Regions from separate parts of the Homo sapiens genome. Here all the other regions are linked to region 7. Evidence: chromatin loops called from intact Hi-C (ENCODE). Cell type or tissue: endothelial cell of umbilical vein. All regions are shown on one strand. Region 1 has its middle 86 kb from the start of RAD51B-AS1. Region 2 overlaps LOC105370547 (a long non-coding RNA gene). Region 3 overlaps RAD51B (RAD51 paralog B). Region 4 overlaps RAD51B (RAD51 paralog B). Region 5 has its middle 110 kb from the start of RAD51B-AS1. Region 6 overlaps RAD51B (RAD51 paralog B). Region 7 overlaps RAD51B (RAD51 paralog B).

What was found. A loop is a pair of places that touch in the nucleus more often than their neighbours do. Peaks named below come from ENCODE experiments on the same cell type or tissue, not always from the same donor. Only the 100,000 strongest peaks of a DNase experiment are listed, where the experiment ranks them.
Region 1: a loop joins it to region 7, with 8 times the contacts of the local background. A loop is called at or near these places in 8 of 110 quality-filtered maps.
Region 2: a loop joins it to region 7, with 11 times the contacts of the local background. A loop is called at or near these places in 6 of 110 quality-filtered maps.
Region 3: it touches region 7 in a loop (4-fold over the local background); 13 of 110 quality-filtered maps call a loop at or near these places.
Region 4: it touches region 7 in a loop (4-fold over the local background); 34 of 110 quality-filtered maps call a loop at or near these places.
Region 5: it touches region 7 in a loop (13-fold over the local background); 6 of 110 quality-filtered maps call a loop at or near these places.
Region 6: a loop joins it to region 7, with 4 times the contacts of the local background. A loop is called at or near these places in 5 of 110 quality-filtered maps.

What each region holds. Positions count from the first base shown.
Region 1 is chr14:68,596,990-68,600,989 of GRCh38, forward strand. It overlaps a transcript of RAD51B not described here. Among named protein-coding and RNA genes, the nearest start is that of RAD51B-AS1, 86 kb to the right of the region's middle. RefSeq lists an enhancer at 3,380-3,549. In endothelial cell of umbilical vein, no CTCF peak of the experiment used is centred here; a DNase peak (open chromatin) is centred at 1,932; H3K27ac peaks cover 1,713 bases.
Region 2 is chr14:68,732,167-68,736,166 of GRCh38, forward strand. LOC105370547 (a long non-coding RNA gene) reads left to right here. Exons shown (of 4, transcript XR_007064227.1): 2 at 1-214; 3 at 1,780-1,973. It also overlaps the pseudogene RNU6-921P. Among named protein-coding and RNA genes, the nearest start is that of RAD51B-AS1, 49 kb to the left of the region's middle. In endothelial cell of umbilical vein, no CTCF peak of the experiment used is centred here; no DNase peak of the experiment used is centred here.
Region 3 is chr14:68,457,456-68,461,455 of GRCh38, forward strand. All of the region lies in intron 9 of RAD51B (RAD51 paralog B), which reads left to right. Among named protein-coding and RNA genes, the nearest start is that of RAD51B-AS1, 230 kb to the right of the region's middle. In endothelial cell of umbilical vein, no CTCF peak of the experiment used is centred here; a DNase peak (open chromatin) is centred at 1,726; H3K27ac peaks cover 2,693 bases.
Region 4 is chr14:68,143,437-68,147,436 of GRCh38, forward strand. The region is part of intron 7 of RAD51B (RAD51 paralog B); the gene reads left to right. All of the region lies in intron 2 of LOC105370546 (a long non-coding RNA gene), which reads right to left. Among named protein-coding and RNA genes, the nearest start is that of RAD51B, 330 kb to the left of the region's middle. In endothelial cell of umbilical vein, no CTCF peak of the experiment used is centred here; DNase peaks (open chromatin) are centred at 145, 1,695 and 2,305; H3K27ac peaks cover 446 bases.
Region 5 is chr14:68,575,942-68,579,941 of GRCh38, forward strand. It overlaps a transcript of RAD51B not described here. Among named protein-coding and RNA genes, the nearest start is that of RAD51B-AS1, 110 kb to the right of the region's middle. RefSeq lists an enhancer at 463-632. In endothelial cell of umbilical vein, no CTCF peak of the experiment used is centred here; DNase peaks (open chromatin) are centred at 320, 810 and 2,050; H3K27ac peaks cover 3,165 bases.
Region 6 is chr14:67,834,978-67,838,977 of GRCh38, forward strand. It overlaps RAD51B (RAD51 paralog B), which reads left to right. Exons shown (of 11, transcript NM_133510.4): 4 at 103-219. Among named protein-coding and RNA genes, the nearest start is that of RAD51B, 17 kb to the left of the region's middle. In endothelial cell of umbilical vein, a CTCF peak has its summit at 2,238 (motif pointing right); a DNase peak (open chromatin) is centred at 2,244.
Region 7 is chr14:68,246,529-68,250,528 of GRCh38, forward strand. All of the region lies in intron 7 of RAD51B (RAD51 paralog B), which reads left to right. Among named protein-coding and RNA genes, the nearest start is that of RAD51B, 430 kb to the left of the region's middle. In endothelial cell of umbilical vein, a CTCF peak has its summit at 2,057 (motif pointing right); DNase peaks (open chromatin) are centred at 243, 2,063, 3,463, 3,603 and 1 weaker place; H3K27ac peaks cover 239 bases.

The DNA.
Region 1 (4,000 bases), 350 kb after region 7:
CTTGTCCTTAGAAAATTCGTTCCCTTGTTGTATTGGAAAATTCCTCTTGTGCCTGTCATTGCACACATCAGGAGACCAAGGTTTCCATTTTCTCAGAAGAAATTAGCCAGCTACTGTCATTGACATGAAGCCTGTTCCTGGAATTTTTTACTCCTCCTCTTAAAGGCATATTCTGGAAGAGGCAATCTGAGAATGGGGCCCGTGCTCTCCTACAGCAGAGAAATAAACTGAGGCTAGGCCAGGAGCTGTGCACCGTCTGGGGGAACCATACCCAGTGGGGAGTGGCCAGATCAGTCCCAACACTGAAATTGTTTACTGTCATCCACTCCTGGTTGTTAGGGGACATTGAGGATGACAGGATAGAGAGTAGGGAAGGAAGGACCAGCCAAGGAACATTTTCCCTATAAAATGAGACTCCCACCCTACTCCTGCCCTTGTTAAGACTTCATACACTATGGAATACTATGCAGCCATAAAAAGAACAAGATCGTGTCTCTTGTAGGAACATGGTTGGAGCTGGAGGCCATTATCCTTAAGAAACTAATGCAAGAACAGAAAACCAAATACCACATGTTCTTACTTGTAAGTGGGAGTTAAATGGTAAGAACTTATGAACACAAAGAAGGAAACATCAAACACTAGGGTCTACTCATGGGTGGAGGGAGAAGAGGAGGGAGAGGAGCAGAAAAGATAACTATTGGGTACTGGGCTTAATACCTGGGTGATGAAATACTCTGTTCAGCAAACCCCTGTAACACAAGTTTACCTATGTAACAAACCTTCACATGTACCCTCCAAACCTAAAATACAAGTTAAAAAAAAAAAAAAGGACACAGATGTAAATTGACCCTGATGGAGAGAACTCTACTCTATCCTTGCCAGGTCACAAGAAGGTGAGATATTTACTTTTCAAATGATTGATGCTGAAATGGAAAGGACTGTATCTCGGGGGCACAAACCCAACAGAGTAAATGAAGATCCTACTGCTTCAGCTCCTGGGATTTGTTAAAGTGGGGACCAGCTTAGAAAAATAGACGGCCGTCCTAGAGACCCATGGCAGTCTCGGTCTGATTTTAAATCTAAATTCTCAAGTACAAGTAGCTTCCCAAGAAGAGAAAGCTACTTCTACATAAAGAGGTGGTATCAGTAGGAACTCCTTAAGCCTTACCTTTTTATTATTGATGATGATGAAGTGAAGCTTCCTGTTGATATCATTGTCAGACCAAGCACAGCACACCAACTCAAACCTCATTCATTCATTCATTCATTCATGTGTCCTTTTAACAGACGTCTACTAGACACCTTGTGTGTCCATGAACCAAATACCATGCTTAAGACCAAGGATTCAGAAATGTGTTAGCTGTCATTCCCCCTCCAGGAACTCTCAGCCAGGAGGAGATGTACTCAGGGAAAAGGAGAAATCACAGTATAACCATTGTAAAATCCTTTCTGATAAAATCGCAGAGTGTCTAATACTCCTGTTCCACATACATAAAAAGAAACTAAAGTGTAGAGAAGGGAGGAAAGTCCCGAATTTAGTGTGTAGCAGATCCAGGAGTAAAACAAGCATTCCTCGGTCTGGGGTAAATCCCACCGGGACTGTGTTGAGACCCAAATTCCTCTGAGTCCACGGGCCCCTTCAAGTCAGATGAAATTCCAAACAAGCCAGAGCCTAGCTGAACAGTTCCACGGTGCCGGGCTCCAGTGTGTTCTGGAAGGTTCTCGTGGGCTGTGCCTCCAGAAGACGGAGGCGGGGAGGAGCCCCACAGGCCCAGGGCAGTGTCAGGTTCCCCCTTTTCTGTCAGCAGGCATGGAAGAGCCTTTAAGAAAATGGAGTATTATTATTATTTGTTTGTTTTTACAGTGACTCAGTCTGTAGTAACTGGGTTAAAGTCCGCTTTGAGAAAAGGAGAACAAAAGACCTCCTGTTAGTGCTGGAAGTTTGCCTCTTAAGATATCACTGAGAGGAACTGGGAAGAAAAAAAATCCCCAGCAGGGCAGAGGAAGCTGCAGGCCTTCAGGAACACAGCAGCACTTTGGAAAGGAAAACACGGCCGACTTTCATCTCCTGCGCCGTATCTGAGCTGGCCGCTCCCTTTGCCGCTGCTTTATGGCCCACTGCGGTGCTGACCGTCGGACATCGGCCAGTACCCTATTCCCACACTCTTTGAACACAGGGGGCTGCCAGGAGTGGTGGTAGTGTGGGCATATCTCCATAGCCAACCAACCCCAGGCTGAGGAGGAGGGAAAGGATGTTGCCATACGAAACATACTACGTGCTGGACGTTATTCTAACATTACATATCATAACTCATTTCGTAAACACCAAGGAGGCTAGCATCCTCCTTCTCCAGCCACAGCAGAAGTTGCGCAAGGTGGAAATCTGGCCCTGCCCTGTTTAGGAAACTCATTGCAAGTAGAGGAACCGTGGGGTGAGTAGGCTCCCAAATGGGTAGGACCAGATTGCTAGGTGGTCTCTTCCAGGTTGCAGACTCAGGCCATCTGACTCTAAGACCTAAGAACTTAATCCTACTCTCTTCAAATGAAAACAGAAAGTCAGAGGAAGACAAGAAAGTTTTTCTTCTCACGACCTCCCATCAGATCCGCCCCATCTACATTAAACTTGTACCCGTGTCCTTCATCAATCAGCTCAGTGGAAATGTTATTCTCACCCTTGGCCACCCAGATCAGGAAATCGGTCTGGACCATGAGTGACATGCTGGTGTTGGCCTTCTTCACCATAACTATAAGAAGCTGGAATGTTCCCCTCCAAGGCTATGAAAGAAGGATGGAGACAAGAAGGAAAAGACAGAAATTCTGTGAAAGTCTCAGGTCCTTCCTCCTTTCGGAACCACTTCACATAATCCTCTTCCTCCCCAGGGGCTCCCGAAAGATTAGGCTTCACTTGCAGGTCCCAGGCCCTGGTCCTGCAGAGTGGTTGGGCCTTTGGGGTCTCTCAGAGAGCCTAATCATTCTGTTTTCTGAACAAGTCATAGTTTTGCTGACTTCTGACCAAACCCCCATCGAAACCCAAGAGTGGAAGTGTGATTGTGGTCATCTATACCCTGTCCCCCTACAGGACTCCCTGTCCCACGGGATGCAGCAGGCAGGTGTGGGAAAGCCTACCTGATGGCCGAGATCATTAAGCAGCGGCCCTCTGATTTTCTGTACAGCTACTCAGTGACTTGGAAGGGATTCTTTGCACTAACAAGCAGTGCCTCCACAAACAATGAGTTGAGGGGAAAGACTCAAAAGAGGCCGATACAATGCTGTTTGGGATGTTTCTCCCTTTGGCTGGCCTCAGGGGACTGGGCCCGTCATGTAATCACTGGAGATTTAGGGCCTAATTAAACTCTGGCATTGGGCCAGCATGCTGGTGGCCCCTTGAGTTTCCCATGTCCACCCATGTCTAGGGTATTAAACTCTAGACTGGGAGTGTGTACTGCTTAACTGATCCCACAGGAGCCAGCCCTCATTATCCAACAGGCTGGGTATTGGCAGCCCACAGGGCTCGGCATTGGCAGGTGCAGTCCTGGGGAGGACTGCATGCCTTTAGGTTAACGGTCCCTACATCAGCACCCGCTGGGGCCACAGTAGAGGGCTTTGTGGATCACCTCTGCCATTGGGACCCCTGGCATTTCCTTCCTTTCATGGCCTGATAAAACCCAAGCTCTGAGAGTTAGCAAACTGATACCCTTTAATCATGCCTTATATTTATAAAGGCCTTTGTCCAGAGAACTCCAAGTGCTCAAAAATGTCAATTAATTCACTCTCCCAGCCTCCTTTAGGGAAAAGCTGGTGGCAGGTGTCATCATCATCACCAGAGGTGGCCAAATCATCTTCTTAGTGGGCTGTCCTGGATATTCTTTGTGTTTAAAGAGCATTTTGCTTCTGAGCACATGGTTGGGTTTTGCACAGCCTGAAGCATAAGAATTGAGGTATTTCCTTACTTTACAGCTCTAGAGAATTCTTGTGTGTGGGTACCCGTGAAACACAAACT
Region 2 (4,000 bases), 490 kb after region 7:
TAGGGCTGTGGCATATGACACCCAGTGCGTTCAAGTAAAGACTGCTCGTCTATTTACCAAGAATATTTGAGAAAAGAAAATGCCCCTGCCTGGTGGACAATAGCACAAAGCATTTCTCTGTACCTGGGCACATTTGTTCCACTCGATAAAAGAGGACCCCTGACCCAGGTACACAGGCAGTTGGAGAAGAGGACAACGATGAACTGATACAAAGGTAAGAGGTTCCCGGTAGCATTGGAAGAACACAGATTGGTGCATAATGCATGGCATGTGCAATAAAAGTAAGTTGCATTAAAACTTCAGCCTTGTTAATGACTACAAAAAAAATTGTTAGAAAGAATGAATAAGATCTTGGCCAGGCACAGTGGCTCACGCCTGTAATCCCAGCATTTTGGGGGGCCGAGGCAGGCGGATCACCTGAGGTCAGGAGTTTGAGACCAGCCTGGCCAACATGGTGAAACCCCATCTCTACTAAATATACAAAAAAATTAGCCAGGCATGATGGTGCACGCCTGTAATTCCAGCTACTTGGGAGGCTGAGGCAGGAGAATCTCCTGAACCCGGGAGGCGGAGGTTGCAGTGAGCCAAGATCAAACCACTGCACTCCAGCCTGGGAGACAAGAGCGAAAAGAATGAATAAGATCTGATATTTGATAGCACAACAAGGTGACTATAGTCAATAATGATTGAATTGTACATTTAAAAATAACGAAAAGAGTATAATTGGATTGTCTGTAACACAAAGGATAAAAGCTTTAAGTGATGGATACCCCATTTACCCTGATGCAATTACTACACATTGTATGCGTGTATCAAAATATCTCTCATGCCCCATAAATACACACACCTACTATGTCCCGACAAAAATTTAAAATTTTTTTTAATTTTTAAAAATTTGTTGAAAAACCATCAGCCCTGTTAAGTTGCTCACACGTGCTGTTGCAGCCCCAGCTCACCCGGTAGTAAATCCTGCTGACACAGGGTCCCCCACAGCTATGGGTCTATCCTTCCTCTGGTGTGGCAAGACTACATTTTCAGGAAGCTGCTGGGCAGAATGAAGCAACTCAAAGCTCAGGAGAAGTGTCTACGTGCCTTTTAGGGTTGGGGTTTAACCCAGCACTCAGGGATTTCCCAGCATGCAGACAAAGGCACTGACAGTTACAGCAGAAGCTGGAAGGGTGAGTCAAGCCAGGACTCAGCACGCTTGAACCCATCCACAGCTCCCACTCACATCATCCCACACTCCCTTTTCACATTTACTCCAAGCATCTGGAGCCCCAAGCTCCTGTGCCTCAACCCATGCCCTCAGTAACAGTATCCATTGCCAAGCCAGAATTGACTCCGGGCCCACCTTGCCACTCACTCAGAGTCTGTGAGGAGTGGGCACCGCACGCAGCCGTGAAACAGGCCAACTCACAGGTGGGCTCCCCACTGCACGTCTTGTCCGAAAAGACACCCCTCAGCCCCATCAGTGTTGACTTTGCATTGCGCCATTAGATTATTTCTTTCAGCTCTTCTTAAGACAAATGGCTGGCTGTTGGGAGGCTGGCCAGGGTTAAGGTGGAGCCTCAATGTGGCCATTTTCACAGCCCCGGCAAAGCCTGTGGTTGATGCCAAACCCCCATTGAACTGAATAGAATGGAGGAAAGCTAACCAACCCACCAGAATAATAATCACTAATGCTATGGAGTGATCACACAGCAAGACTGTTCTAAGTGTTTTATGTGTATTCATTTATTTTTACCTCATCATAAGTACTATTATTTTTCTATTTTATAGATGAGAAAACTGAAACAAGGTCACAAACCAGATGATCTAAAGGGTAGCCACTACTGCCTCCTAAAGAACCCCAATCAGGAATCCCAGATTAATTTGCCCAGCATCCTGTTTGGAAACCACATGTCCACCCTGCAACTGTACCTGGCTTGTGTCCCACAAGGAGGAAGATGCAGGGGACTCCGGAAGCTAAGGAGGTAGACATGGGGTTTACTTGGGTTAATGTGGCCGGGGAGTCAGGAGACCTTGATTCCCATTCTGGCTCTGCCCCTATCCGCATGAGGATGGCCAACTGTTCCAACCATGGGTTCCACTCTCCTCATTGCTCAGCCACCAGGTTTCCAGGTCCCTCAGGCCCCTGCACATCCTCAGATATCTGAAGAACAGTGATCGGTGTGACGACAGGGCCCCTTCACAGAACGAACTTGACAAAGAACCACTCACCGCACACACGAGCCTTAGAATGCACGTGTCAGTGTTTTGGGAAATATGTGCTGTTTTGAAATGTGTCTGGGCCATGAGCAAGTTTGGGGGGAGACAGGATAGGAGCTTTTCTTCCAGTTAATGAAGTGAGGCTTCATGGAGGAAGAAGATTTTCTTAGTCACATTTCCTGTTTCACACTGACCTTTTAAAAGGAAACCCACAAGTGAACCTGTGCTAGGGCCTGCTTGCAAAATCTACCCACAGGTATAATAAAGATGATCTAAATAAAGCCCACAGTAGGCCAAGCTTAACCTGAATCAGTGGAAATAATAAGATCACTAAGAAGGGCTGATGGCCTGAGATAAGAGACATGGTGGTGCTCCGTATACTGTAAATAGAAGTGACACGTGAGAGATTTAATGATTATTAAACAGGAATCTAAGCAGAGAGGCAGAGATAAACCATGCAATCTTTTCATCAGTCTCTAGGTACTCAGGGCTTAGCCACTCATTATAAAATGGAGACTCTAAAAAATTAGGAGAGATGGATGCAGTGATTTCAAAAGAAGTTGTGTTGATTGGGTTATAAAATTAATTATGGGAATTAAGATTACTTATCTGCAGAGGAAAAGACCAAGAGATAACTGAAGAACTTAAAGTTGGTAAGGGGCCGGGCTCGGTGGCTCATGCCTATAATCCCAACACCTCAGGAGCCTGAGACGAGAGGACTGCTTGAGCCCAGTTGTTCAAGGCTAGCCTGGGCAACACAGTGACACCCCGCATTTACAAAAATATTTTTTTTGTCCTCAGATTTGGTAGTGTGTGTTTCTAGTCCCAGCTACTAGGGTGGCTAAGACAGGAGGACCGCTTGAGCCTGGGAGGTTGAGGCTGCAATGTGCTGTGATCACACCACTGCACTCCAGTCTGGGTGACGGAGCAAAAGTCCATCTCAGAAAAAAACCAAAAAGTTGGTAAGGAATCAATTATTGGATGACACATTGCCATATCTACTGAGCACAGAATGACAGGCCCAAACAACAGCAGACAGATATGGGATGCTCAAGGATGTCCCAGAGATGGCCAGGTATGGTGGCTCACGCCTGTAATCCCAGCACTTTGGGAGGCCAAGGCAGGCAGATCACTTGAGGTCAGGAGTTCGAGATCAGCCTGGCCAACATGGTGAAATCCTGTCTCTACTAAAAATACAAAAACTAGCTGGGTATGGTGGCGCATGCCTGTAGTCCTAGCTACTCTGGAGGCTGAAGCAGGAGAATCACTTGAACCCGGGAGGCAGAGGTTCCAGTGAGCTGAGATCACACCACTGCACTCCATCCTGGGCAACTGAGCGAGACTCCAACTCAAAAAAAAAAAGAAAAAAAAAAGAATGTCCCAGAGATACCTGCAGAACGGTTGCTAAGGCCACCCAAGTCCAGGGGAGCTTCACCATCAGGCAGCACCCATCGCCATGGCTGTTTACATTAACTCAGGGAAGACGCCACAGAAATGTTAAGTTTTGAAAGCTTTGTTTTGTTTTGTTTTATTACTTTTTCATTTTAAAAAATATGGAATGCTTCACAAATTTGCGTGTCATCCTTGCTCAGGGGCCATGCTAATCTTCTCTGTACTGTTCCAATTTTAGTACATGCACTGCCAAAGCGAGCACTGTTTTGTTTTGTTTTAAACAAGGAGGCCTGGAATTGGGCTGAAGTTAAAAAAAAAATCATACAAAGGAAACGGTAATTATGTTAACAAAAATAGAGTGGGGAATAGGGTTAGGCCATGACAGGCAATGATCCTAAGA
Region 3 (4,000 bases), 210 kb after region 7:
CATGTATATTATACCTAAATAAAGCTGATATTAATGTAGAAAGAATTGGTGGCCCATATTTTTGACTGTATAAATTTGCATACTACCATATATTTGTAGTTGATAAGTTTTCTCTGATTGTGGTATAATTCAGGAAGAATTACTAATACTTTCTTTTTTTTTGAGACGGAGTCTAGCTTTGTTGCCAGGCTGGAGTGCAGTGACACAATCTCAGCTCACTGCAACCTCCACCTCCTGGGTTCAAGCGATTCTCCTGCCTCAGCCTCCCGAGTAGCTGGGATTACAGGCACGTGCCACCACGCCCAGCTAATTTTTGTATTTTTTTTTTTTTTTTTTTTTAGTAGAGACAGGGTTTCACTATGTTACCCAGGATGGTCTCAATCTCCTGACCTCGTGATACGCCCACCTCAGCCTCCCAAAGTGCTGGGATTACAGGCGTGAGCCACTGCGCCCAGCCCTAGGAATTATTAACACTTTCAAACCACATGTAAAGTTCACTGAAAAAAAAAAAAAAACCAACATGGTTTTTAAATTGTGTTAATAAATATTAAGCTTGTAGTTAACTATATGCATGCTAAAGTAGTTAGAGAAAAGTGTACTGATGTTTGCAATTTACTTTGAAATGTAATAACAACCAGAACAAAAAATAAGATGGGTTGATAGATAAATAGATATGTGCTAAAAAACAAGTGTAATAAAATTATTTTGGTCTTTTTGTTTCCGTTTTTTGAGACAGGGCCTTGGTCTGTCACCCAGGCTGGAGAGCTAATCATAGCTCATTACAACCTCAAATTCCTGGGTTCAAGTAATAAAATGTTAATGGCAGAACCAGTTGATATGTTTATGGGTATTCACTATAAAATTCTTTCACTTTTGTTTTATGTTTGAAAAGGTTCATAATAAAATGTTGAGGAAAAAACCGTAAACTCAAAATGTCATTCTGACCCTGAACTATTTACTATTCCATAATTTACTAAGTTAACATCCTACTGATCAGAAAAAATTAATATTTTCTTTAAGGAGCCCTAGCTCTTTTCTAGGCAATACTTTCTTATACTTTGGGAACTTGATGTGTTATATTATAGGTAAACATTTTGAAAACAATCACCAGAGAGGTGTTATACAAGAGCATAATGATATTCTATGAGGAAATAGGATCTTATAACCTCAGGGTCAAAATTCCTAAGAGACTCTTCCCAGAGACTACAATTATATTATTTATATATCATATTATTATATTGTATATTATTATTTATATTATATTTTTTAGGGATTCAGATCAGCTTACTTTATGTCCCCTAATTTCTGTAGAAAAACTTGGGAAGTAGGCCACATGTAGACAAATTAATAAATTCATGCCTGCTCAAATACAGTTCATTTTTCCATCCTGCCATTTTCCAGCACTGTATTACTTCTACAGATCTTGCTCTTCTATTATGAGAAGGCAGTTTAGATGCCGCTAAACTCATTCTCTGCTCTGCCCGCATAATCCTGCAAAGCTGCTGGTGTTGAGGCTTCAGTGTTCCATGCAGAGTGATTTTCCAAGTGATGAAGCAGATTCTAATCAGTCTAAGATCCAACTACAGACTGGGAGTTGGACCTCTGCCACCTTTCCCTCCAGCTCTCGCAACACAATGGGGAATTCCTGTGAGGATCACTGGGTACACTTCAAGCTCCCCTGATCCTATGGCCTCATTCCAGTCACAGATCTTCCTGTCTGGAGCATTTCCGGCCCTTCTGTCCTTTGGCTTGGAGAGTTCAGCTCAACCTGGGAAGGGACAGAAGACTTTGGGGTTATCAAAAGCCTGTTGAATTATCTGATGCAAGACTAACTGGTTTGTTTGCCTCCCTGGCTCTCTTCCTGAGCTTCAAAGCAGCTGAGAAAACAACTTTTTTCTAAGTCTTGGACAAGGAGGAAAACCCTGGCATGAAGGATTTCTGTCGCAGACACTTGGCATAGCTAGAGGAAAGGTTTGTTTAACTTACCAATGGGTTTTATTAGCCTAGGACTCCAGTTGAAGTGAGATAATAGGGTCCCTGTAGAAGGACATTTCAGTCAGTGGGCTTCCTCCCTAATTTCTCGACAGGACCCTTGCATGCAGATGAAAAGCATCAGACACATTCAACAAGGAAATCCCCACTGAATTTATCAACGACCACGTAATCTTGCTGATCATGAGGGAGACTGAGACAGGATTAAAAAACTAGCAGGACAGGAAATTGTGTATGGATGCAAAGTCATATTGGGGAGCTATCTACTTCAATTGCTTCTTGCTGAACTTCTCTTTGCTGAACGTATTACATTGTCTCTGGGCCCCACATCTTATAGCAGATAGCAGGGATAGAAAGAAAGCCAGTCCTACCACCTGTCCTTACAGGAAGAAACTCTTCTGCTTATACTTTTCCTCTGCCAGGTCATTTCACTCTTCCTTTCACCTCCCAACCAATGTGAGATTTGGGGTTGGGGTGGGAAGGGGAAGGAAATAGAAGAGAGGAAGAATTCATGACTGGTGTACAGGAAGCCTTCCTGGCACAGGAATTAGAGAAGAGAAAGTAGAAGAATCAGTGCCAGCTTACCCTCAGCCTCATGGCCGCCTATTCATGTCTGCTTTCCTGGGCCACATAGGCAAAACTCACTTTTTCCTAAGGTTGGGGCTGTATTGCAGGAACTCATGTAAACTGCCAGGACCAGAAGTCTATAAAAGCAGCCTCCAGGCCGGGCACAGTGGCTCACACCTATAATCCCAGCACTTTGGGAGGCTGAAGCAGGTGGATCACCTGAGGTCAGGAGTTCGAGACCAGCCTGGCCAACATGGTGAAATCTGGTCTCTACTAAAAATACAAAAAATTAGCTGGGTGTGGTGGCAGGTGCCTGTAATCCCAGCTACTCGGGAGGCTGAGGCAGGAGAATCACCTGAACCTGTGAGGCGGAGGTTGCAGTGAGCCAAGATCACACCACTGCACTCCAACCTGAGCAACAAGAGCAAGACTCCATCTCAAAAAAACAAACAAACAAAAGCAGCCTCCAGGGTAGCCTGTGCCCAAGGTTCCTGACATCTCTGTGCTGCCTGCTCCACACTGGCCTTCCTAGCCACCCATGGAGAAGGACTGGGCTGGGTTGCCTCAGATGAGGGCCACACCTATACTTTAAAAAGGAGGACCCAGACACTATCCCTAGAAGGTGTCGCCATCCTGGAGAAGGCCTGGGGTGACTATGCCCAGCACTTTCTGTTCTGTGGCTCCTTTTCCACTTTCTGAGCCTCTTGGAAGTGGGATCAGGCCAGGAAAAACATGTGATGCTATAGCAAGCTGAAACCAAAGACTTGACTTTGGGCCTGGCCAAGCCAAGAATCTTGGCAGTGATTGACTGGGAAGCCTGCTGTTTTCTATGGCATTTTCTGAGTCCCCTAACTCTGGGAAGAGGGAACCAGATAAGTCCTAAAAATGGATATGAATCAGTAGAGCTTCTGTGGGTCATCAATTTGTGCATTTATTCACTCATTCATTCTTGTATTTCATAATGAAGCTTCTCTTACGTATATAGCACCACACTAGAGGTTTGTGGGACCAGAAGGAGCAGCAACAACAAGAATGGGTCAAATAGATTATGTTAAATTGAGGTAACATTAACCATAAAACAGTAAAGAAAACTAATAATTAGAGAGTACAGATAAAGTATGAAGAGATTAGAGAGAGATGACTTTAGGCTGGAGAAATCGGCTGAAGCTTCTGGAAGAGGTGACATTTGTATTTAGACTTTCAGGGATGAAGGGCAGAATGAAGACTGCCAGTGTGGAAGCTTGCGAACAGCTGAGGCAGCCCGCACGGATACCCTGTCCAGCTCCCTTCTTTGTCTTGAATCATGCAATATCCATGCAGGGAAAAAAAAAAAAAAAAAAAGCCCTTATTTGCTGTTATGTATCCTGCCTCATTTAATGTATTATCCCAGAAAAGTAGATTGAGTTGTATGTGGCAGATTGGGAGCTGCCATCATGGTGGT
Region 4 (4,000 bases), 100 kb before region 7:
GCGGCCAAACATGAAAATGGTGACAGTGAGCAAAACATTGAAGCAGACAGCTGAAAGCTTCATTTCCTGGCCCGGCTGCCATGAGAAATGCTGTGCTTGCCAAACCCTTCAGGCTGTCAAGGCCAGAACTTTGGCTAGCTCTTATTTTGAGCTCCCCCCATACCACACACACAAACCACACAGGAAAATTGTCTCTCTCCCTTTATATTTGTGCCTTTTGGCTACACTTCTATTTATGCCAAGTCCTTGCCTAATCTCCTTCCTTCCAGCTGTCACTATACTCTGCCTGTTGCTTTCTGGGGGCTTTGAAAAGCAGCTGCAACCTTCAGAGGAAGCGCAGGGTGGTTGGCATTGGTGGAAGGGTATTGTAAGTGTGTGTGGACTCTATCAGAACCAACCGTCACTTTTACCTGGTTTATGGACAGTCCAAACAGTGTTCTCACTCTCTTTCCTTGGCAAATGTTAGAACTGATGGCTTTATTTTTTTCTCCCTCCCTTCATCTTCAGGGATTTTTTTTTTCTCTTCTACATTACTCAGCCTTTTTGTCTGTGAACATCCTGTGGAAGATTTCATTTATCTTAGGTTCTTTGGCCAGGCTGCTCATCATCTTTTTTTTCCACATAAAACATATTTACCTAATGAGAGAACTTAAGATGGATAACCAGAGCCTCTGTACTCTCTCACAAGCCTAGAAATTTGACACTTTCTCAATTCTGACAGTTCATCCCAAACCATTGGCCTCCTAAGGCCCAGAGAGCTCTTGGTCATTTGCTGTCTGTCTAGCCCCAGCTGTTGGAGAACTAGCTTAGGTGTACTTTCACCCCTGGCCTGTGTTGTTTCCCCACAGAGCTTGTCTGCATATGTCTCATATTGGCTCTTAGTGAGGGCGGCTGAGCAAAGAGGCACTTGGTTGTCATCATTTTAGAAAATCAAGGAAGAATCTCAGGAAGCCTGATTGAAGAATCTTGGCTCAATATAGGGGAACACCATGTACTATGAAGGTTTTAAGTTATTGCGCTTGCACAGACTGACTTTGTGGCCTTAATATGGAAAGCAAAACAAGATTAAAATCTCACACAGTCATTGTCTTTTGTAGTAGAGCATTGTCTTTTGTTGATGAGTAGAGCTTTTTGAGATACAATGAGTTGTTCTCTGCTGCTCTTTCTGGAAACTTCGTTAACTATCTTGCCCTATACCTGGCAGTGCCAACCCACATTTCTGTTTATATAAAAGGAACTCCATATCCTCTTCAGAAGCTAGTAAACAAAAAAACCTCAAAGCATATCTGTATTGGGGTTTGTCTATGTTTTCTCATGTCTGTATTTTGTGTTTTATTTAAAATAATTAAAATGTTAATTGATTTTAACTTCAAACAGATGAATTTGTTTGCTAAAATTCTTTTTTTGATGGGATCTTGTTTACCTTTTTGTATACTATATAAAGTCTTTTTTATTCATATTGGGAAGATAACACTACAAAGCCATTTTTTTCCATTTCTGCCTGTATAATTTCCTCAATCTTTGACTTGCTTGGCTATATTGTTTCAAATACCCAGTTAACCTTTTTATTACTCATTTCCTTATTACATGCTTTTGCATTGTCTACAATTCATAGAATCAGTATGGTAAAACATTAGAGCTGGAAAAGCCATTAAATATTAACTATCCAAACTCCCTATTTTATATTAATAGATGAGAAAAAGCCTGCAGAAGGAACATGATTAGACCAAGGTCACACACATGCCACAGCCAGGCTGACAAGTCTTCTGACCCATTGTCTAGTGGTTTTCCATTATAACACCTGTGCTCCATGTGTCAGGAATTTTCCAAAGCACTAGTGAGAACTCCATCAGAGACTGCATCCTACTGGAAAGGGCACAGGCTTTGGAGCTGGATAGATCTGGGTTTGAATATCTTGTTCTGCCACCTACGGGCGGGGTACATTAGGCAAGGAACCAAAGCTTTTGGGGACTTGTTTTTTCCTCTGTTATATGGCAAAAGTAACAAGAATACTTTATGGTTATTGTGGGTATTAAATTATATAACCTACATTAAAGTACCTGTTACACATATTATGTTTAATAAGTTATTATAAAAATCTGCTGTTCACAGAAAAATGTGATATGTGTAAATAATAACTTAAAATAGGTATTTCATTATTGGGTATTCTGAGCCTCTCTTGTTCAGTAGTATTTTCTTGAAGTCAGTATTAATATGTGAATTGAGTGAATTGTCTGGAAATGAATTACTGAAAGTTATTTATATCTTGATTGTGATTCATACATTTCCCTTTTCTTTATGGCTTTCCTCTGTACTTAGCTGCAGTGCATCTGCATCCTATCCAAGAACTTTTGTACAAGTTGAACTCACCCAAAGAAGACATTTGGAGAGTACTTGGGTTTGGCCCCTGCTTTTCATCTGGCTAAACACTATTAGATAAATCTAGAATATATAGTCTATGTAGAATATTATGTTTACATTTTTAGAAACTTTGGATTTTTAGTGTTTTTCTGAAACTTACTGAACTATGTGATGAACAGCTTCAGTGTGAAATTATACGTACTTGGTCTGAGTATAGGTAGAAGTTATGTTCAATATAAAGGGGCCCAGGACTGTTGTTAAAAGGAATAAGGACTACATTATTTAACTAGTAGTGTGGGGAGGTGGAATGAGTTAGGAAACAAAAGCTAAGATGGATTTAGCAAAGGCCAGAGCAAGAAAAGAAAGTTTAGGCTGGGCGTGGTGGCACATGCCTATAATCCTAGCGCTTTGGGAGGCCTTGGTGGGCGGAATGCCTGAGCTCAGGAGTTTGAGACCAGCTTGGGCAACGTGGTGAAACCCCATCTCTACTAAAAATACAAAAAATTAGTGGATATGATGACGTGCACCTGTAGTCCCAGCTACTCAGGAGGCTGAGGCAGGAGAATTGCTCGAACCAAGATGGCGCCACTGCACTCCAGCCTGGGCAACAGACTGAGACTCTGTTTCCCCCCCACGGCCCCCTCCCCCACAAAAAAGTTTAGAATCGTCGCAGGAGGTGACTCAGGGGAATTTCATTTAAGGGCCTCTCAAATTGCTTGGGTGTTGTTGGCTTACTGGAATGCCTTGAGTTTGAATTAGAGGGAAGGACCTTAAGGAACTAGACAGAATTTTGCTTCTCTATTAGAGGACCCTGGCTTAGGTTTTAAACGGAAGTTAAGTGCAATTAGAAAGAGGCACTATGTACCTAACACGTAGTGGATCCTTCATATGAAACCATTAATTGTCAGGGGACTTTGAGGCTCATATAATTTGGCCCATAATTATGGCTACATAAGTAAAAGCTGTGAACACTCTTAGGGTTTTTTTTAAATTGTTTTTTCAGTAAAGGTGAAAGTATAGCAGTGTTGGGAGGGGGTGTTCCTTGTGCCTATTTGTACACAATGTCTTAGATTAGATTAAGAGCCTTAGGCCAATGATTGCTTAAAGATAAAAAGCAGGCATGATTCTGGAGGGATATTGGATAATCAAATATGACCAGGAAATAGAAGGTCCTATTTTGCTGTATTTTGGGTTCATCCAGATGGGATCAGACCAGAGGAATTTGGCAAGCATTGAGACTCGCCACTTAGAACCACACTGAAATAGTTGTGGTGGCAAAAGAATTTCTCCGGGAGTCTTATTCCACTTGAGGCATAACAGCCAGAGATTCCTGGCCTTTGAGGGGAGAGTGCCAAAGTTGATGTATTTTAAAAACATCAACTGAGATCTATAAACCTACGAGAAATAGTTGAATTGGATGACACTGGGACTATGTGTTTCTGTACTTTTCTTACAGAAGACATACTATGAATACATGTGTCCTGGAATCTACTTTTAAAAATTAGTTCTATGCTCATATCCTCACATTGAGATTTAATGTATTTCAGTTTAATAAATGAGAACATATAAAATAATTTACCTGTAAGGACCTGTCTATGGGAACTTCTATATTCTGCTTGAAATTCTGACACATTAACCT
Region 5 (4,000 bases), 330 kb after region 7:
GTTCAGGGCAGCAACAGGAATGTTGAGGCACCCAGGAACTAGCAATAGTGGGAAGATGATACCAGCCCTCAGCCAAAGGAGCAAAGAAAGGAAATAGTGTGACTGGGGCCTGGTGAGTCTTGGCAGCATAGAGGTGGCCACCTGGTGAGAGCAGTGGTCCCAAGGGCCACAGTCCCTGCCATAGCCAAGCACCAGAGCAAAGAGGGAGCAGGGGAAGAGACACCCTCCTGACCTCCAGCCTCCTGCCTGTACCTCACATTTGCCGGACACAAAAGGAAGCTAGAGGCAAAGGAAGCTGGTGATTCAGCTCCTAGCACTCAGCCCCAGGGGTCACAGAGCAGGGCACCAAAGGGAAGAGAATGAACATGAAGGGAGAAGGCAAATGGAGAAAAATAAGCACAGGGGACACCTTCCTCCTTTTCGTGATTAGGATTGTTACCATTGCAGACCTGCCTGCCACCCCCAACCCAGAGGACCTTGAGGCTTTGGGGAATGAGAAGTAAAGCCCCCACTAGAAGGTTGAGGATGCATAAAGCTTAAAACCCTTGTTCTAGGGAAAGTGTCTTTGCAGCCTTTCCATGGCACTTAGTGAGGAATGAGTCTTGTTTCCAGATGGAGATGCTAAAGCATCCAGGCATGCCAGCCCTGGGGAATGCAGGGAAACAGTCTTAGGGATGGACCCAGGCCTTGGTACTTTAGAGCTTCTAGGGTATGAGTCATCTTTGCCTCTTAACAATCAGATCAGTGGTACCCTTCTGACCTCTGTCATTTGGCTGCACTGGAGGCAAGAAATGGTTTGGACTCACGCAGGGGCATGATGTTAGTAAGGAAGGGGTCAGAGGTGAACCTAGCTTGGGTGCTCCACCTCTTGACTCAGAGTCTGTGCTCTTTGATGAACTTTCTGTTACCTTGGGATCTTCTACAGCAGGTCCTGGTGTGCAAGTATTTCAAGATCAAGATAAAATATTTCATTGTGTTTTATTTAGGAAAAAAATGGTAGATGAAAGCGGAACCAACAGGGGCATTCCGTTTGTGGTTTGCTGAGATTCCCTGGAAAGCAAGCTTGGGAGGCCAGGGTCTGTCAGAACACAAGACCAATGTCTTCTCCAAAACTTGGATGAACAGAAGGTGCTTACAAGCTGACAGGGAGTTATGGGGAAGGAAGCAGAATTTCCAGTTTGGTTCCAAGTCTTTTCTGGTCTTGACCTTTAGCCTAAAAACAGAGGGCCCAGTTGTTCTCCATTATTACTGTAACTCAAAAGGAGACACATGGGTCCGGGAGAGAGTTGGGAGGCAATACTAGGTTTGCACGTTCTGAGTTCATGGACACCCAAGGAACTGCCCCTCCCTAGGATAACTAGAGCCAAGCCACTGGACCCTTCTCATCCTGTGGCCTTGTCTACAATTTTAATCATTTTGAAGATGAAGGTTTTGAAGATGAAGGCCCAGCCTCAAAAAGGAATAACCAAGAACAACCCTCTCTCCCTCCTTTAGTTTAGATGCTTCCACAGTCAAATGTAAAATTATTCATGTGCTTTTACTCATTATTCATCTGATTTTATGTAAAAAAAAAAAAAATGGAATCCTAGGCTGGTCACTGCATGGTGTTCTCAATCACAAGCCATGAGCCAGGGTTCAACATGCTCCCTTCACTTCAGACCTTCCTCACAACTGAGCCTGGATCCCACTCTGGACCTCATGATCCGCCTACCACGGCCTCCCAGCGCGCCCAGCCCCTGCTTTATTTTTCTATATAGCACTTATTGTTACCAGATACATTTGTGTTTATCACCTCTCTCATCACACACACACACACACACAGTTAAAGGCAGGGACTTGGTCTATTTTCTCAAAGTTGTGTCCCCGGCACTTAGAATCCTACCTGCCGTGGTGTACATGCTCAATAAGTACTTATTAAGTGAATGAATGGAGTCAGACATGTCCTCAAGGGTAGGTTCAAATCAGGGAGAATGGTGGGTGTCCTTACTGCTTTATAGGATTTCATGCTGGCCCCAGACTTGAGTCATTTCCATCAGGCAAATTCCTGAAATACTTACTGGTCTTCCTGATTCTGTGGTATGTGCTTGTCAACAGCACATTGTCGAACACGTTGCTGCCTATGCAACACTATGTGGCAATGGCTGTTGAAACTCGTTGCTAACAGAAGTGAAAGCAAAGAAAAGCAAAGATAAAGAACGTAATGGCTGGGCGCGGTGGCTCATGCCTGTAATATCAGCACTTTGGGAGGCTGAGGTGGGCAGATCACTTGAGGTCAGGAGTTCGAGACCAACCTGGCTAACATGGTGAAACCCCTTTTCTATTGGCTGGGCGTGGTGGCATGCACCTGTAATCCCAGCTACTCGGGAGGCTGAGGCAAGAGAATCGCTTGAACCCGGGAGGTGGAGGTTGTAGTGAACGGAGATTGCACCATTGCACTCCAGCTTGGGCAACAAGAGGGAAACTCCATCTCAAAAAAACAAAAACAAAAAAAGGAGAAAGAAAGTAATTTCCCCGCCATGGATGATATGACATGGCAGCTTTCATGGAGGTTTCAGAATCTGCCGGCCCACCTCACACATGACTTCCTATGCAATTAGTATAAAGCAAAGAGACAACAGACAACACTTCACACCTGAGCCCCAGGTCCTGAATGTCTTTGGATAGCCTCTCTCCTTGAAGGATATATTGACTCACAGGCAAAGGGCCCTTATAATGATATAAAGGAGACCAAGTTGGAAGGAATAGATCACAGGAAGGTGAAGCCCAAAATCCAGAAGGGAATTTCAGGGAAAGTGGTCTGGACTCAGGTACCCTGCCCAGATCCATGTGCCTTCCAACACGTGGCAGACAGAGAGGTGACAAGACAAAGGAGGAAAGCATGCTCAAGGGATAGCTAATGGGTGTGTCATTCGACCTTCCCAAGACCTAGCTCTCTGGAAATATCAAGGGTTCAGGGGGCTGGGTCATAGGCTTGCTTTCCTTCTAGCTCACTGTGTGGACCTGGATAAGTTGCTTGGCCTTACCCATCCACCCTTAGTAGCCTCTTCTCTGGCCCCTTCCATGGTTCTGTGCAGAGTAAAGAGGTAGGACACACAGTAGGGCCCAGAAGGGTCTCCTGGCAGTCACTGATGCCAGATTCAGCTCTCTTGACTCTCCATGTTGGTGACGACACCACCAATTTTCCTTTGCACACATGGCCTCACCTTGAAAATTCAAGAGTCTACAGTCAAGTCACTTCTGCTTCTAGGGGCCTCCCAGAAGCACCTAGTATTCTGTTTCAAGTCCTTTGTCCAGCTGCTTTCAAATCACCAAACTCCTCTCTCCCTCCCCTCCATTACTACCCATGGAGATCCAGAGGAGGGACTTCTTAACTTCTCAGACAGTGAATTGAGGGAGCTCAGAGATTTCTTTTATTCCTGGAGCACAGAATGTAACGTAGGTGCACCAGATCAAAGGCATAGCAGCAGCCTGAGCTTCTCTTTGACCAAGTCCTGGGAGGCAGGCTGGGTGTTTGTGTTTGAGGATAGAGTGCCAGATGTTGCAAATAAACATAGAAAACACTCATTTAAATTTAAATTTAAGATGAACAATGAATACTTTTTTTAGTATAAGTGTGTTTTATAAAATATTTGAGCCATATGTATACCGAAAAATGATTCCTTGCTTGTCTGAAATCCAGATTGTGTTGGGTGGTCTATATTTTACCTGGCAGCCCATTTGCATGTTTCCTAAACACACCGGCAGCTCCCAAATCAGCCTGGAGAGAGCTGAGCCTGGTGCGTGGGGCATACCTTACAACCCCAGTTTCTGTTCCCCACCCATGTTCTTTCCAAGGAGGCTGGCTGCCCCACTGTCAGAGTGTCCAGGAAAGAAAATAGAAGAGAGAAAATGGTCATGGGGTTCACGGGCATTGTGCCCCCACCGTCGGCTGCAGCAGAGACTCAGTGTGGCAGATGCCTCCACGTCTCCAGCCCAGGCCCAGTCAAGCAAGGGCCCTAAG
Region 6 (4,000 bases), 410 kb before region 7:
TGGATTAGGGTTAAAATTGCTAAAATTTAGAGAATTAAAGTTGGTTTATGTTTTTGAATATATATAGAGGTTGAAAAAAAACTTAATCATTTTCTTGTTTAGGCTTATGGGATAAAAGCACAAAGGTCTGCTGATTTCTCACCAGCATTCTTATCTACTACCCTTTCTGCTTTGGACGAAGCCCTGCATGGTGGTGTGGCTTGTGGATCCCTCACAGAGGTAAAGGAAAAATTTTTCGTACCTTCTTCCATTGACCTATAACCTTCAGAGCTAGGGAAAAAGTTTAGTTAAAAAACATAAATTATTTCTGGAACGGTAATCTGAATTAAATTATAAGTACTTCAAGGATATGGTTCTCCACTCAGTACTTAGTGTGGTTGTTCTGCAAACAGAGGTGTTAAAAACAAAATCCTTGCTGACTGATTAAAATCTACTTAGGTTGCTGTTTCATTGAGTTAACTTAGAAAGTGATAAATATTGCTGGGTGTGTTTATATATGTGTTATATATATAATGCATACATATATGTTATATATACATACATGCATACATACATTTATATGTACACACGTCACATATATGTAATATATACACATATGTCATATATGTAATATGTATGCACATAAATAACATTATATATTTTATATATATGATTATATCATGCCTGTAATCCCAGCACTTTGAGCAACAAGGCAAGACCCTGTCTTTACCAAAAAAAAAATAAAAAAAACCCAGAAACCATTTAGCCATATGTGGTGGTGCATGCTTATGGTCCTAGCTACTCAGGAGGCTGACCTTGAGCCAGGGAGGTCAAGGCTAGAGTGAGCCATGGTCACACCACTGCATTCCAGCCTGGGTGACAGAGCAAGACCCTGTCTCAAAAAAAAGAAAGTGGTAAATATTATGAAATAATATTATGAAACAATTGGGGGAATTAAAAAAGGATCACTCCTTATAAATTAGGAAGGACAATTTGAAATTTTATTAACATATGGAAAAATTATAGTATTAAACTAAAGTGAGCTGTTTTTACTTTCTGTTATAGATAAAATTTCTTTTAGGAAGTGATAGGTTATTGGATTAGTTAATACTGTTGGATAACAAATTATCCCAAAACTAAGTGGCTTAAAACAATAAACTTTGGTTATTTCTTAGTTTCTTTGTGAGTGGCTTAGCTCAGCATTGTTGGTGAGGGATGCAGTCATCTGAAGCTTGGTAGGGGCTGTAGGATCTGTTTCTGAGGGGCCCACTTACATGACTGGCAAATGGGTGCTGGTGGTTGGCAGGAGGCCACAGTGCCTCACCAGGTAGGCTCTCCACAGGCTTCTTGAGTCTTATGACATGATGGCTGACTTCCCCCAGGTGAGTGGTCTTGAAGAAGGCAAGATGGAAGTGGTGATATCTTTGGCAACCTAGCTTTGGAAGTTACACACCACTACTTCTGCCACTTTTCGTCATTAGAAGTGAGTCATTAAGTCAAGCCTACATTTAAGGAAAGGGAAATTAGCCTCTTTTTTTTTTTTTTTTGAGACAGAGTCTTGCTCTGTTGCCCAGGCTGAAGTGCAGTGGCACAATCTTGGCTTACTGCAACCTCTGCCTCCCAGGTTCAAGTGAGTAGCTGGGATTGCAGGCATGTATCACCATGCCTGGCTAATTTTTTGTATTTTTACTAGAGATGGGGTTTCACCATGTTGTCCAGGCTGGTCTCAAACTCCTGGCCTCAGGTGATCCACCCACCTGGGCCTCCCAAAGTGCTGGGATTACAGGTGTGAGCCACTACACCTGGCCAACCTTTTGGAGGAAGAAGTGTCAGGAATTTGAGGACATTTTAAAACCACTGCAGTTATTTTCCTTGAAAACTGCTTACAATGTGGTGACTTCATAGACAATGTTTATCAATACACTCCTGAGGACTTCTTGCTTGAAAGTTCTAGGGGCATAAATACTTTCAGGAAACTTCTAAACAAGAACAGATTATTTTCTTACATTCTGATAGTCATAATTTAACTGTGGATTTTTTTTCCTTGGAGATAGGGACCCTGTTTTAGATACTATATTTTATTTCCTGTCTTCCAAGAGAGATTTAAAGATTTATATGAGCAACACCTAGCAGATGCCTATTAAATAGTTGGTAAATAAATGCGTGAATTAGTTATTAATAAAAATGCACACACACACATACACACACACACACGCACACACACACACATCCTCTTCTTTTGGAATATACTGCCACCAGGTGGTGCCAGAATCACATGATTTTACATAAACTTTTTGGGCTGAAGTTCCACTTGCTTAAACAAGGTTTATTACAGTGTGATCCACAGTCATAAACTTACTTATTTAAATAGCAAAAACATTGAACTTAAGGAAGATTAACTGGGAAATTCTTTTTACTTTTTAAGTTTTAGAATAATTTTTAATACTTTTTCACTTAGCTTTTATTAATTATTTTTTAAAATCCAAACAGAAGTTACAAGCCTTTTAGGTGTTTTGTTGTTATCTAATTGGCTGACTTGGAATAGGAATATAAATACTTTGACTCCTTAGTAGGGGCAAATTCTCTCCTTTCTGTTCTAGCTACAGGTAGCTTCTTCAATCTTTTTTGTTTTTTGTTTTTCAACTGAGTACAGGGAGTATATCAAATTATCCTCAAACAGAGTTTTTTTTGCTTTTATTACAATTTTTAATTGATACAATAATTGTATATATTTATGGGGTACAGTGTGATATTCTGATATGTGTGTGCAATGTATAATGATCAAATCAGGTAATTGGCATATCCATCACTTCAAGCATTTATCATTTTTTGTGTGTGTTCGGAACATCCAAAAGCCCCTCTTCTAGCTATTTGAAAATATATAATAAATTGTTGTAAATTATAGTTTACCTAAGGTGCTATAGAAAACTAAGACTTATTCCTCCTGTCTTGCTATAATTTTGTAACTGCTAACCAACCTTTGGCTGTCTCCCTCTAACCATCTCAGCCTCTAATAACCACTATTCTACTCTCCACTTCTATGAGATCAATTTTTTTAGCTTCTACATGTGAGTGAGAACATGCAAGGTTTGTCTTTCTGTGTCTGACATTTTACTCAACATAATGACCTTGAGTTCCATCCATGTTGTTAGAGATGACAGAATCTCATTCTTTTTTATGGCTGAAATAGTACTCCATTGCATGTATGTACCACATATTTATCCATTTGTCTGCTGATGGACACTTAGGTTGATTCCATCTCTTGGGTACTGTGAATAGTGCTGCAATAAAAATGGGAGCGTAGATTGACATACTGATTTCATACTGTGTATCATACATGCGCATGCACATACACACATGTGGAGGTAAGAGAGAGCTAGCAAAACGATAAAGTAAATTGGGCAAAATGTTAACGGTGGGTGGATGTGGGAAAAGAATGCATATATATATTCTGTATTGTTTTTATTTATTTTTAATTTATTTTTATTTTAAATTAAAAAAAAAGATACATGGTCTAGCTGTGTCACCTAGGCTGGAGTGCAGTGGCACAACCATAGCTCACTGCAGCTTCAAACTCCTGGGCTGAAATGATCCTCCTTCCTCAGCCTCCCAAGTAGCTAGGACTACAGGTGTGCACCACCATGCCTGGCTAATTTTTTAAAATGTTTTGTAGAGATGAGGGCTTGCTATGTTGCCCAGACTGGTCTTGAACTCCTGACCTCAAGTGATCCTTTCTGCCCTGGCCTCCCAACGTGTTGGGATTACAGGTGTGAGCTACTGCGCCTGGCCTTCTGTTTTTATTAATACCATTTTCCTGTAAGTTTAAAATTATTTCTAGATAAAAAAGTAAAAAAAAAAAAACCTGTGATGTTTGCTGTAAGTAGATATCCTTGATCAGAAATAAAGAACTTTCCTCCATTTCCTAGCTAAAATACTAATTTGGTGTTACATTTTATCAAAAACTTTTTTTTCTGCATTGATTGAAATGATTGTATTATTTTTCATCTTTGGTCTAATAGCA
Region 7 (4,000 bases):
CCCAGTGTGGTTGTGAATTCTGTAACGGAAGTCACCAGCTGGGCTTTTTCTAGGCAGGAGTTATCTTCTTTACTGGCAATCATGTTCCAAGTTTAATCTCTCCTCAGTGTGACTTTGGTCTCACGTTCACATCATGAAAACTCCAGGCTGTTTTTTGCTATACTCCTGAGTAATGTTGACATTTCTAAGGAGAGAGGAAATCTGGATAAATAGAGTTCTTTTCTTGGCATTGTTAAAAATATTACTAAAAAGAGCAAAGGGTGTTTTCAGAGCTAAGTGGAAGTAAAGTCTTTCTTTGCAATTTTGAAAGGCCAGGTAGGTGGCTGGGTACGCACTTTCTTGTAGCCTGTTTGTTTTAGCCCGCAGTGGTTTCTGAGCAGCTCTAAGTTCTGATAAAGGACACAAACACACCCATGCTACAGTGGCCATCTCACTTAATGCTGTCTTTTCTATCCTGTGACTGAAGAGCAGGGGCTCTTGTTCATGCCCAGTAAGAAGTAAACCCTGAACTAAACATCACACACTGAGAATCTCTTCATAATCTAGGCACAGATAATCTTTAACACTAAACTACTGTGAAATTCTACCAGCATTAAGTACTGTATATTGCCCTGTGCTTGGATAGGCTGGCTAACTCGTAGGAAGAGAGCACTGTATGGTATCCTTTTGCTTTATTCACCAGCATTTTGGGGGAACATTTCTTTTACATTTTAAATAAAACTTCAGCTTGAAAAAAAAAATGTATGTAACTTGTAGGACATTTCTGAAAATTACATTATAGCTAGTCTATCACGGATTTTGAATTGTCTTTAAATTTTGCTATCAAAAGCAGAACAACAACTTGTCATCATAGAACTGGAAGGCATGGTTATTTTGTTTACCTCTTACTTTTTGCCCATTTGGAAACTGAAATTGCTTAAAGTTACATAGCTAGTTAGTGCAGGAACGGAAATGAAAAACTATTTCCTGATGCCTGGTTTATCACAATGGAAGGCTCTGCCCACAAGAAGGAAAGTTCAGTTCAGATTCCCTGTAATTTTAAGAACTTTCATGAATATACTAATTTTAGTAGAAACAACTAACCAAGATGGCTTATCATTCTCAACGGAACATAATTTTAAGGAGAAACACTTGGAATAATCTAATTTTAAACTGTAATGCTAATTCTTTATTAGTCTATTTGGGGGATTTTTTATATGTTGCATGACATACTTGCACATTTTCCTATTTAATACTTCTTTTAATCCTGAAAGCACTTATTTAAGAATGATCACTAGCACTCCAGGACAAGTTAAATACAGAAAGCCATATACATATAAATGGCAGACATAACTGCAAAAAGAGAACAATATAGTGAGGGAAATGGTCTTCAGGGTGCTGCAAAGCGCTTTATAGTTACAAAATGCCTTCATGTACATTTCTAATTGATCCTCAGGACAGTGTTGTAAAAGGAGGAAGAATGTGTGTGTAAGTGTACAGCTGTTTTCCAGAACACCAAATCGAAGCTCAGAGATATTGCACAACTCACCAGCACAGCGAGGAAGCTACTGAATTGGGACTCACACTCAGACCTTCACCCCAAGCCCATAGCTCATTTTATTACTTCATAATGCGTTAGTTGCAGAAGTAATAATACTTTAAAAAGCAATCCACATTTTTTCTGTTTACTCTTTCCTCTCTTCTTCAGGACAGAAACTGTACTTTCCTTGTCCAGTTCCAGTTTGTATTATTGTATTCATGGTATTTACCTTACCTGGAGGGAATAGGCCTTTTAAATATCATTAAAATTGGGTTTTTGAGGTTATGTTCTTTTCTCCTTCACATCCTAAACTTCAGACCTCATGCTCTTTGGCCTTCCATTCAATTCAAATGAGAAGGGCTGTTGTAATTGTTGGCAATGCCTCCCCAGGCTGCCACTGTATGTGAAGGATCTTCATGTTTGGAAAGAAAAAAAAAATGCAGTTTAGTGAAGTTCATGATTCTACTTTTACTCTTCTAACATAGCCTTTTTTTTTTAATTTATTTGTTTGTTTTTACATGTAACACTAGGTGGCAGAATAACTACACCACAAAGCACCACATCCTTTGTTTCTCACTACTCTGGGGAGTGGGTATCTGAATAGTGAGGCATAAAACCATCTGTGGCTACATGAGATTGGACCAACCAACAAGGCCAATATTTTCTTGACAGGGAACTGGCTGCAGTGATTCTAAAACGTATGCTTCCAAGATACTGTCTTTAAGATTTCCATCTTTCTTTTTTCCCCAGCTCCCCTGGATTTTAATTTCTCTGCCCCATTGCACTCTGCTAGCAGAGGGCGGACACAGCCTGCAGGCAGCTGCTTTGAAATGGCAGATTGGGATGGATGTGCCCATTGGTGCTGGCACCCTCGCCTTTGTGTGGCAGTGGGTCATGAAGGGTCTGGGGGTAAGGCACCTGAGTCCTTGCCCGAATGGCACCAGGCCCTCTGGCAGAGGGGCAGCAGTGGCTGGGCTGAGTCAGTTGGAAGATGCTGCCCTCACTAACTCAGGTTTACAGAACAGGTGTTTTTAAAGAGCAGTCTGATCCTGGTTCAGCTCTGTCACCGGTTTGGAAATACTGCCGTGCAGTCGGTGGGTCATTGCCTCTCAGTTTCTTCCTAGCAATTTGCTGGTGTCTGCTACCCTGGATGCCTCACATGCCACAGGACACACTAAGCTAAATAAAGCAGAGCAAGTTCTGTCTTTCATGTTGTGAAGAGTATGAACTTGGGCTGCGGAAATACTTCTTTGGATTTTTGCTGAAAAAGAAAAGAATAGCATTAAAACAAAACAATACTTACCAACTAGTAATAATACTCTAAGTATACCCTACATTAAGAAACTCCTGTAAAACCAAGTCTGAATGTATAAAATCGATCAAACAAAAAGGTTGTATTTTAATTACAAAAGCGTTCTTTGTAACTGGAACCACAATCGGATTTCATTAAATAGTGAGCTTCTGATGTGAATTGTAAATGTTTTAATCTACAAAAAAAAGTACTTAAATCTTGACTTTTCAGGAACCCACTTGTTATATAAAACAAAAACCAACTGGACTATAGTTTTACACACATACTTACATCACACCCTCACCACTTTCCGACTGGGAATCCTAGAGTATTTTTTAGTGTTTAGCTGGAGGTCCAGGTAGTGTCCTAATTTTGCACACACAGCCCTGGTGACATGAAAGGGCATTGTTGAAATGACCAAGTGAGTCATGGTAATCAGGGCAATCCTGTAGGTTAGAGATATGGGGGTCTTGTTTATTTGTTTGCCTGCTAGAGCTGCAATTCTTTCATAAACTACATGACTTTTGAAAATACCTCAAACAACATATATAAATCAGACCAAGGATATTAATCTCAGGCCACCGCCATAGTGAGGCTTTGAAGCCAGGGGAAGGTGGTGAGACCTTCTTGTTTGTTAAGGAAGAAATGTCATAAAAATTCCAAAGCAGGACTCAAATTTCCAGGGGAGAGGGCCTCTTTATTGTTTCCTCTAATAGCTGCTTTGGCGCTTTAGTGAATAAATGTGTTGCACAAAGTAACCCTAGATGCATCTGAACTTTAGTCTGGCTTGGCTCCCACTTTTGTATTTAGCATCCATTCTGAATTATTTATTTAAGATATTTTTGCTGTTGTTTGTCACTCCTTCTTCCTGTCTCCCTACCAGTCCCCCTCATTCGTCCTGTCTTTATTTTTACACTTCTCTAATTAATTGATATCTTCTGCTCTTAGCACTGCAGCAAATGTGCCTGCATTTTTATGTGGATCTTCACTATGCAGGCTATGCTTTTAAGTTTCTGGAATAGAATGATGGTAAAAATGAGTCATGGCTTGTTTCTATATTTGTTTCTGAGTCAAGAAGCTTAATTTTCTTACTATAATGCCTGAGATATCAAGCTATACAGTTTACTTTTAAGGGAAACAATCACAATTTCATCAATTCCTTTAAGTAGATGTTTTCAAATATTATAGAA